Regions from separate parts of the Homo sapiens genome. Here region 2 is linked to region 1. Evidence: read pairs that join two places in POLR2A ChIA-PET (ENCODE). Cell type or tissue: PC-3. All regions are shown on one strand. Links, peaks and the distances in the headings refer to the core of each region. The heading gives the core; the rest is flanking DNA.

Region 1 (5,614 bases), core at 619-3,118:
CAGAGAGAATCCTTAAGAAGTCACAGGCATCTGGTTATGCATAGAACCCCTGACCTAAAAACATGTCTACCAGAGCCTCTAGTTACAAACCTAGCACTGAGTTTTAGGTGAAAGCTGAAGAATTTTAGATAGAAGAGAATGGAAGAATGATAGGGAGTGTGGCAGACAGTGAGAGGGAAAGAAAAAAATAGGGGAAACAGGGAAGATAAAGGGAGGATTAAAAAAAAAAAGCAAAGAAATGAAAAATGACAGGAAAACTAGATGATGTGATCAGGCTTGGGGAGCTATAAGGAAATATCAATTCCAGGAAAGGAAAAGAGGAGTTTGTTTTTTGCTCATAACTTTTCACTTTCTTTACTCTTACTCACTTGCATCAACCATAGAGGATTGATCTCGATTGGTTTCCAAGATCTTTCAGAAAGGCCACTTTTGTTTTAATCCTGGAGTTGATTTCAGCCTCCTGAATCCATTTTAGATGGGACTCCACAGCCCCCAGTGCCTTTGAGAGTATGTCAGTTGAAAGAACAACCCGTCACTCTGTCAACCTGAGGTCCAGTCTTACAAGTTTACATAAAATATAGTCATTTCCCTACCATCTTACTTTTTACCAGTCATTAGGTGACTCCTACAGATCAAGAAACGGATAGTTCTAACACAACTTCAAACTCTTGACTCACTTCTGTGAAGAGACACGATTTGCATTAAAAGTGAATATCATTTCCTTTTATCTCCACCATTAACCCAACTAGAAGGGGAACACATCAAGTGCCCAAGAGAAGACATGACTTCTGGGTTACCAACCAGGGCAAAAGTCTTGAAAAGTGGTGGTGGGCTCTCCTGCACATGTGTACCTAATCAAACTCTATCAGAAAAAATACCTCTGGATTTGAAATCTTCTAGTCACCCCCCTATTAAGAATTCTTAGTTGAGTTATTAAGAATTAATCTTGTGACTCATGTCTAGGTGAAAACTGCAAGCATGAACAAGATTACCTCATATGATGTATTGCCCCCAAATGCCCTAAAAAATGAATCATGAGTTATGGAAAGTTACTCCTGTTAGGCTTTCTGTGTATTCCTGTATCCTGGGAGGCATTTAAGCCACCTTTTGAAAAAGCTGATAAGTAGGTCAGCTACAGCAACTATAATCAGACTGGCTGCCCCAGGGAAAGCTTCATCTGCAAGTTGGAAGCTCTAACAAGTTAAACTTTGCTGCGTTATGATTAAATGAATCCATTACAATTATTTTCTGCTTAGCACAGCAACTTGTATTTACACATAAGAAAAACCAGTAATCAGACATCTAAGGATTCCAGATATAAGCACTCTCCTGCTCTAATTGCAGCCAAAGCCCCAGGTATCCTTGTTCTTTTCCTATGACTCTCTATGCCTTCTTTTTTTTTTCATGAACTTTGTGAAGAATAAAATACATGCTTTGTAAAGCCTTTCAACATGAAGCTCATAAAATAGACTCCACTGTTCTCAATCATTGAAGAAGCCAGATCTCCTGAATGTCATTTCTTTATGTAGTAATGATTCCTCTACAACACAGTAATTTTAATGCTCCTCTATGAAGCCCACCAGAAAAAGGATGTGTTCTAGATGAGTCAGATGCTAACACATGCCAATATTTAAAAGCATCAGCTTAAGGGCACGCTGCCTGAGTTTGAATCCCACCTCTACCTCTGGTCATATATTTCTGGATCTATAAAATGGCGATGATAATATTACCCCCTCAAAGTGTCATCTGAGGATAAAATGGCTTCATCTTTGTTAAAAGCTTAGAACAGTGCCTGGCAAACATAAATGTTACAAAAGAGTTTGATAAATGTTAGGACAAGTGGATATCTTATTCACAACCTAGTAATTTTAGAGCCCTCTTCTTCCCAAAACTGAAACTTACCAAGTCCAGGTCCTCTCATTTTTCAGAGAAGGAAACCAGGCTCAGAGAGATTAAGTGGATTGCTTAGGTCAGACAGCAAGTTACTGGCCCATCTGAAACCAGAGATCAAAGTTCCTGATTCTCCACCCAGTGATATTTCTTTCACCCAACTTTACCATGCCTCCTTGAGGCCATGGGCCTTCTGTGAACTACAGCAATAGGAAGAACCTGCCTGACATGCAGCAGCTACAGAAAGGTCCCCTTTATCCAAGATTTCCTGCTGACAGCAGAGGGGCAGGATCACAAGCATGAACATCACACACTATAGCAGCAGCCATGATTCAGAAAAATTATGGCTGCAGCCACGTTCTTTCAGGTACACAGTAAAAAAGGACCTGATCTGCCCTGAAACATCCTTTTCAGTAAAAAAAGCCTAATTAATAAAATATGATACTACCCAAAAAGCCTGATGACACTCGAGGGATCTCAAAACGGCCGACTGCTGGCTTACTTGTGCTTCTCGAATGTACAACTCCAAAAAGATTGATTTGGCTCATGTATTTTATTCTTACAGTGTGGAGAGACATGATCCAGGTTTAAAAAGACTCAACTTCATATTTTCCCTTTACACTTTCCCCTTCTCTTTAAGGGTAAAATCAGGTAAAATAATTTAAAATGAGTGTGTATCAAAACAGCAATTTCTAAGCACAAAAGAAAACCTAAATATTGATCATCAATGAGAAAAGTATATGAAGAGGGACCTCCTGCACCACACTGGCCATTGTGTATAAAATAATGAAACATTTAAGATAAGACTTAATGGAAACAGCCACACCAACACCTTTCCAGTAAGCAGGGCCGCAAGCACTATAATATTGTATTGAAGTACTTTAAATAGAAATCTCATTTAGATTAGCTATGAACTTGCATCTCCTTAGACAGTTTGAGGTCTTTGTTTTTATGAAGCTTATCTCACTCCTAACATTCTACTTCCAAGATCTTAAATCTCAGCGCTATGAAAATGCATAATAAACTTTACAAGTTACTGGAATATAAGAGAAAACAAAATCATTTGGGTTTTTTTCCACTTAAAACACTAGGAAAAGAGTAAAGAAAATCACAATGAGGGCCGGGCGCGGGGGCTCACGCCTGTAATCCCAGCACTTTGGGAGGCCATGGCAGGCAGATCACCAGAGGTCAGGAGTTCCAGAACAGCCTGGCCAATGTGGTGAAACCCCATCTCTACTAAAAATACAAAAATTAGCCGAGCGTGGTGGCTCGCACCTATAATCCCATCCCAGCTACTCAGGAGGCTGAGGCAGAAGAATCACTTGAACCTGGGAAGCAGAAGTTTCAGTGAGCTGAGATCGTGCCACTGCACTCCAGCCTGGGTGACAGAGAGAGATTCTGTCTCAAAAAAAAAAAAAAAAAAAAAAGAAAATCACAATGGAGTAATTATGGCTGTTTCCCAAGGAAAGTCACCATAAATACTCTCATTTCAAATGACCTATTTTGGAAATATCTTTTCAATTAGACCTAGACATGCTGTTATATCTCTGCTATAGATAGTAAATACACAAACCAGCTTGAGAGAAATGTCTCCAAATAAAGGTGACCCCAAAACTTTTCTTTGCTAATACACTTGCAATAAGGCATATGCTATCTTCAGTCTGGAGACACCCCTCCCACACACACTGTCTTTCCCTCAATGAAATAACTGGCTACTTACAGAATTTTCTTATATTTGGGCATTGTCTTAGGAAGCTATACATCCATTTGATTAAAGTGCAATTTTCTCTCCAAATCCCACTCATCACCTTTTCGCCTATTTCTCCATCCTTACTAATCTCCCAGATTCATTCTATCATTTGCCATTTTTTGCATTTTGTTGTATTCAGTTAGTTCTTTCTCAGCTTCAGTTAATTTCACCCCAAATTTGGAATTACCAATATTTGAACTTAACGGGGTATACAAGGCTGAATGGCATCGCAGAAACTGGCTGCTGAGTTAAAGATGCATGCAGTTCAAAGTGAGAGAACAGGAAGAAGCTGAGGCTCTTGAGTGCTTGGAAAGGAGCAGACAAGATGAGAAGAAATTTGGAGGTTCACAGGGAACCACGTTAATGAATTGAGGAGGGAGCCCAGCTGAGGGATTAAAAGCCGGAAACAAAGGAATTGTGGAAAACCATCAGATGTTTTGAGGCATAGGTGGTGATATGGGGAAAAGAAAAATGTTCAAGAAGGAATAGAAAAAGTAAAGCTAGTGACATCTCAAATGTAGGCCACCATTTCTGGGGGAGGGGAAGCACCACTCTTCCAGAATAACAAGTTGTTAACAGAAAATATGATCATTCAATTTGGGGATATTAAATATTTCCAAATAGTAGCTGACAATATGAGATAGAATTTTGTAAAGTAAAAAACATCTTCAGACAATGGTTATAACTCATTACAAGAGTGACTCTCAGGCCAGAAGCAGATTCTACCTCAGTAGACAATGTGTGTTGGGAGCCCATTAAATAGCATCCATCAGACTTTGCAAAATATTGATAGGCTTCATGGAGCATGGTAATGCATAAGGGATACCATCCATGATAAAAATAATATAATCAAAAAAGTTGTAAGAAAAAAATAAATTAATAGTTAACTCAAAAAAGGGGGCACTCCCCCAGCCCCTGTAACAGTCAGAAGCAAAGAGGTAATTTGAAATAAGAATGGTTAAGTCTGAACTGACACCATGCCAACCCAAAGGGAACACAGACATGGATATAGGTCTTAGGAGCTGAGGAATTGGGTTTTAGCATATTTGAATAGGTTCCATGTCCATAAAGAGCAAATTATAAAAAACTTCATTTACCAGTGCTGGAAAAAAGCAAAAAGAGTTTGCCTTCTGCCTGCTGTAGAGTAGATAAAAATCTGTCATCCATGATAAACCAAAACCTCAAGTCCTCATAATACAGGGCAGTGGGATTTAAATTTAAACTGTTCCAGTAAGGTGAAAATTTAAAAACAAGAAACTAACATAAAAAGTAGTGGAGGATGATAAAACTTCCTCACAGGAGTAAATGCATGAGATTCATTTTTCTTTTTTTTTTTTTTTTTTGGCTCCCATGAGTGACAACATACAACATTTGTCTTTCTGTGCCTGGTTTATCTCACTTAACATAATGTCCTCCAGTTCCAATCATGTTGTTGCAAATTGACAGGATTTTATTTGTTTTATGGTTGAATAAATTCCATTGTGTATATATACACGGTTTCTTTATCCATTCATCTGCTGATGGGGACTGAGGTTGATTCCATATTTTGGCTGTTGTGAATAGTGCTATCATAAACATGGGGGCACAGATATCTTTTTAATATGGCGATTTCTTTTCTTTTGGATAGATAGCCAGCCTTGGGATTGCCAGATGACATTTCAGTTCTAGTTTTAGCTTTTTGAGGACCCTGCATACTGTTTTCCATAGTGACTGTATTCATTCACTTTCCCGCCAACAGGGTATAAGTGCTTCCCTTACTTGCTAGCCTTTGTAACATTCTGATAACAGCCATTTTAACTGGGGTGAGATGATAGCTGATTGTGGTTTTGAGTTTCACTTCTCTGATGATTAGTGATGTAGAGCACTTTTTCATATACTTGTTGCCCATTTGTATGTCTTCTTTTGAGAAATGTCTATTCAGAACTTTTGCCCATTTCTAAATTGTTATTAATTTTTTTTGCTATTTAGTTGTTT
Region 2 (5,614 bases), core at 1,172-3,671, 100 kb after region 1:
TAAAATACTTGCTGTGCTATTTCTTGATTTTTATTTTCAATTTTAGATGTTATTTGCTGATTTTCTAATATGGAAGACAGGATTTGGAACTCCTCCATCACACTTCACCTCCCCCATTCTTCTATTAGCGATATAACATGATGATTACTCAGATTACTATATAAATATGGTTCACAGCTGAGCCAGGTACCTACAATAGATACGTTTCTTGCCTGACACAACTTTGTGTTTTCTGAAGTTCGTGTTTATCTTGTTTTCTCATCATCTTAGGCTTCCCTTGCTGCCAGGTTAGGTTTGCATTTTCCCCTTCTGGGTAAGTCTATAGTCCCTCTGTTTTCTAGATTCTAACATTTTGTGGCTGTCATATCCTCTTCTGTCCTCTTGTCTATCTAGCTTTAAGCAATTGTATTCCTTTATTGTCTTTTGAGTGGTATTTCAGGAAGTGAAGGCAGACACATGGGTTCCATTGACCAACATGTTAAGCAGCAGCCCCTCCCACTGTCACTAACCGATCTTAGCAGAGAGACATCTGCAGAGGGGAGGCCAGGCCAGGAGGTGGGGGGCCTTTCACATTAGGGCCAACCAGGCATCCTGACCTGTCTTCTAACACTACTGAGGCCTCACTCAGCCACACAGTCACTCCCTGATTTGCACAGATCCGATTTCTCTTGTAATTTTGGAAAAAACATTCATTTGTTTAAAAAAATAAGTTAATTTAATGAATCGAGAAGGATGAGGGCCCATGGTCCTCACACCTACCTTCACTGCACTGAAGCAGACTGCGTGGAGCAGGGCGGCAGCCAAGACGCTCCGGGCCACACTGTAAACAGCCGAGGTTATCCCAGACACAGCTGGAACACAAACATCAACAGTTCTTTTCTAGACCCGCCATTCTTAAAATCAACAAATGTAAAACAGTGAAGAGATGGTTGCACATTCGCATACAAGATGCCTGCTGAAGGGGTAAATAATACATCTATGGGATCCATCAAAAGGCACTGGGTGACTCACAGGTGCAAGAAAGAGACTACCATTAACTAAAAATTCAAGAGGAAAGTACTCAGAAAGAATGCTTTACAATGTTCTTAAAAGACCATGTGAATGTGTCAGAATGAAGGTAGGGAGACCTCATGGCTTACAGTTGAAAGCTGGTGGTCAAGGAAAAGGTCCTAGATAGCAATTCAATAGAATAAATGGGAAGGAGAAGGAGGGAGAAGGCAGGAGGAGAGAGGAGACGGGAAAGGGAATAAGCAAGTGTCCCTATGTAGTGTATGTGTGTGTGTGTGTGTACGTGTATGTGTTATGGGGGTGGTAACAGTGATTGCATTATGCACATGATTTCATTTACTCTTTATAGCAACCCTATGAGGTTATGATGTTTATTTCCATTTAGAGAAGAGAAGAGTAGGCTGAAAAGTTAAGCAATTTATGTCACGTCGTGAGATTATATCCACCTTGGTCTGAATCTAAAGTATGACATTAAAAGGGTCACAGTGATGGTTTAGGGACACAGATCACCTGTCTCTATAGGTACACACACAATACACAGCACAGTGTCAACCCACAGGCTCACCACATTGATGCACTCCCAGACTTGAGCATGTGTGTGCTCAAATACACACACACACACACACACACACACTTATATCCACTCACACATGCTCACACACATTCACACACGGAGTGTTTTTTTAGGGAATAGTTTGAAGGGCCTCAAACCTATTCCAAATCACAGAGAATTCTACCCTTCCTTGTCTCTGTGCTTACGCTCAACCAAGCTAAGTGGACCTCTTCCAATTTGGCTACAGGAAATCTGGACAGGCCCATCATCACCCAGACTGATCCAAACTGAAGTCATTTAAATGCTCAGGACAAAGAAAACCTAACTAGCCTCTCATCTCCTGCCTAAGGCTATTTAGTCCTTATCTGAACTCTGAATTCCTTTACAGGAAGAATAGAATGTAAACGACTTACCAGAACCACCAAAAAACAGCATGTCAATTTGCTCCAAAAGATAAGTGCAGAAAGTGTTGATTTGCGGGAAGAGCCCAAGGAGGGAAATAGCAGGGAAGCAATATAAAAATACTGAAAATGAACAAACAAAATTGACGATAAGCATGGGGAACTGTGTTGCCAAGGCTCCTGCTGCAGTGCTGTCTCTCTCCCCTTCCAAACCACCCCACCCAGGAATACTGGAGGCAATCTTTTTTTTTTTTTTTTTTTTTTTTGAGATGGAGTCTCGCTCTGTCGCCCAGGCTGGAGTGCAGTGGCGCGATCTCGGCTCACTGCAACCTCCATGGAAGCAATCTTAGACTCCTCTCACCCGGAGGAAACTGGAGGCTGAGACGGAAATGTGTCTGTGGATACAAGGAGCTGATCCTGAGAAAGAAGTACTGATGAAAGGAACGCACACAAGGCCAGGACTGAGCAAAGACTTCAGGGGTGGTGAGTCAGAGTAGAATCATCTTCAGTTTGAAAGAGTAGACTTGGACATGGGGGAGATGAGGGCAAGAGAAAGGAAACTGGGAAAACTACAGGAACATAAAAAAAACACAGGACAGGACAGGCACGGTGGCTCACACCTGTAATTCCAGCACTTTGGGAGGCCGAGGTGGGCGGATCACCTGAGGTCAGGAGTTTGAGACCAGCCTGGCCAACATGGCGAAACCCCACCTTTACTAAAAAAAAATACAAAAATTAGCTGGGCGTGGTGGCGGGCGCCTGTAGTCCCAGCTACTCGGGAGGCTGAGGCAGGAGAATGGCGTGAACCCGGGAGGCGGAGCTTGCAGTGAGCCGAGATTGCACCACTGCACTCCAGCCTGGGCGACAGAGCAAGACTCCGTCTCAAAAAAAAAAAAAAAAAAAAAAAGTTGGTATACCTATGTAATGAACCTGCATGTTCTGCACATGGATCCCAGAACTTAAAGTATTAAAAAAAAAAAAAAAAAAAAGTTGGTTAAAATTCACTATGGAACAAAGTACTGAGGAACTGTTCCAAGTCTTTGTGAAAGTAAAATTTTATGTCATGAACATGGCTATCTATAATAATAGGGGCTGTGGTTGGTGTTGGAGCCATGTTTTGATACAGGTGGTGATTTTGTTGTGATAATTTTTGTGCCAAGATTTCAACTATATTGTAAAAAAGTAGAGCATCTGAAAGCAGTTTATTTCTCAACCAAAGCAGACAAAAAGGCACAAATACTGATATGCTATACGTAACTATATAAGACATCATTTCTTTTTCAGTTTCTATCAATAGAAAGGAGAGATACAAGAAATAAATAGAAATTTAATTACAGAACATATAGTCATGAGCATAGAAATTTTAATCCACAAAATTCCATAAAATTTCAAACAAACTGAGAAGAGCTTCTCTTTACTTTGGGGTCAAAACCCAGCAATAACAATTTTGTGCTATGCTATATCTGCCAATTCCGGATCAGGGCAGAGGGAAGGTCCAATGAGATTTATTAATTGCCTTTCCAAATGCTGTATGTGTATGTGACAAAAACTACTCTGAGAATGAAGAACCACAGGGAAAAGTCTAGGTATGGAATGATATGAAAGGCAAAGCCAGATATTGGGAGCTATTTGGTAAATCAAGGATAAAGAGATATTCTGTATAAGAAATACATTAGCCAGTGCAACAAAACCCAAAGAAATGGAAAGAATTGGAACACAATGAAAAATGGCATGAGGAAGATAAAATGGTAAGAAATACCAGAAAGTCATCCCTGGAGATGCTCTGGCTGTGGGTGTAGAATTGGAACTTAATGAAACAATACAGGAAGAACAGCAGTCAACAAGGAGGTCCATGCACTAGATCCTCTCCAAAACATCCTGGAGGAGGAAAGCTCTAGTCTTTAAAATAAATGTCGTGGAGGTGGAATGGGAGGAAGAGGGAGTCCATGTGTCTCATCTGTCAGGTTGCAGTGAACGTGAAGGAAAAAGCAGCCAAATGCTTGTTATGTTACCAGGACTTCAGGAAAATGACACTTGAAATTGCTGAAATTATTTTGTCCTTTTTTTTTTCAGAAGTAAAAAAGTCTTTGTGGCTGTTCATAATTTTCCCTGTGAACAAACATTTTCTGTTAGCATACCACTGAGTGGGCCTATAATTTCCTCTCACTTCTTCCTAACTTCTTATTTTCCTTAATAATTATAGTCAATGCAGAAACTTCTGGCACAGTTCCATTTCTTTTTAAGCAAAATTCATAAATAAAAATATAGTAGCTTAAGCTTATTTCTTTTATCAAATGTGAGTGATATAAATTACCATATTTGCAGGTTTGAGGGGCAAGCAGTCAGAATTAAAATGGCACAGAAATAAAACTAAAGCCTATGAAGTCAATGTGAATGTATATATTGTGTGTCTTCAATGTGCCCTATCTGTGTATTAACTAAATGTCCTCATATGGACTGAGGCCAAGAAATGAGCCTTTAAACAAGACATAGGAATGGGACGTCTGGGTGTTTAGGGAAAGGTGAGTACAATCCAGTGATTTGTTCTAAAACCTCCACTTATCTCCAAAGTTACAGTCTCCGTTATTGAAGATGCATTATTTTTGGCAGGGATTTATAAACCTAAGGACCAAAAATAAAACATAAAACTCCCAGGTCTGAAAAAAGCAAAAACAAAAAAACACAGAGCAGAGGCCATTTGATAAACAACCCATCCAGTGCTTGGACCCGGCTACAGCTGATGGACATTTCATCGTGCCTGAAGTTTTTCCATGCCAGAGAACTCATTTCACTAAGCAACCTATTCTACGGTAGGGCAGCTCTAACCCAAACCGTTTTACTGGCTTCTTTGTACTGAGCTGTAACCCATCTTCTATCTGCTGGAACTAGTTATTATGGCTACAAAAGAGAATAAAATCCCTCCCCTTCAACCTGGCAGCATTTTAAGGATCTGAAGCTATTGTGTGTACTAGCACTCAAGTGTTTCTTCCCTGGGTTGGACATTCCCAGTTCCATTACCCAGTTTCCAGACCCCATACAGGCCATGTGGCTACACACTCCTCTGGGCATGCTCTAGTTTTGTTACTGCTCCTTTTGAAATATGGTACTAAGAATCAGACACCTTTTGGCTTTCTCACCCACAGGATAATTTCAAAGCCAGTCTCACTCAGAGGTTTTTGCTCAAGGAAAGTAATGTAAATTCCAGCCAGAGGTCACCAGTCTCAGACTGAGCACAGGAAATGAGTGCGGACTAATAACTTTCACCTTATTCCTGGGGATAAAAATAAAGAATATTTTTTCTTATAATGAAAGGAAAAGTGCACCGAGTAATATTCTGAACATATATGAGGGATCATAAAAGAAAAAGAAATTACATAGGAATATTATTCTGTGCTTCTACCTCCTTATTCATCTGAATTTCTCCTCCTTCAATCATCTGATGTTTCCTTCTTCCTTTGAGATGTTTCTCTCCTTGCATTATACATGACAAGGAGTTTCTCCATCCTTCCCACCTGCGCCATGTCCACCTGACTTATCTCATACCACTGGCTCAGGCATTTGATCTCTTCTGCACAAGGAGGCAGAAGGAGATGCTGATACTGGACTGGCCTCGCTCCTTGACTGTCCCTCTCCTCTGCCACCTCCTCCTGCT

Evidence for each region. Peaks named below come from ENCODE experiments on the same cell type or tissue, not always from the same donor. Only the 100,000 strongest peaks of a DNase experiment are listed, where the experiment ranks them.
Region 2: POLR2A ChIA-PET joins it to region 1 with 10 read pairs; 4 of 35 experiments call an interaction of 5 or more read pairs at or near these places.

What each region holds. Positions count from the first base shown.
Region 1 is chr1:233,097,123-233,102,736 of GRCh38, forward strand. The region is part of intron 21 of PCNX2 (pecanex 2); the gene reads right to left. Among named protein-coding and RNA genes, the nearest start is that of NTPCR, 150 kb to the left of the region's middle. In PC-3, for the core only: no CTCF peak of the experiment used is centred there; no DNase peak of the experiment used is centred there.
Region 2 is chr1:233,198,180-233,203,793 of GRCh38, forward strand. It overlaps PCNX2 (pecanex 2), which reads right to left. Exons shown (of 34, transcript NM_014801.4): 14 at 1,975-2,085; 15 at 760-851. Among named protein-coding and RNA genes, the nearest start is that of PCNX2, 95 kb to the right of the region's middle. In PC-3, for the core only: no CTCF peak of the experiment used is centred there; a DNase peak (open chromatin) is centred at 2,432; H3K27ac peaks cover 1,071 bases.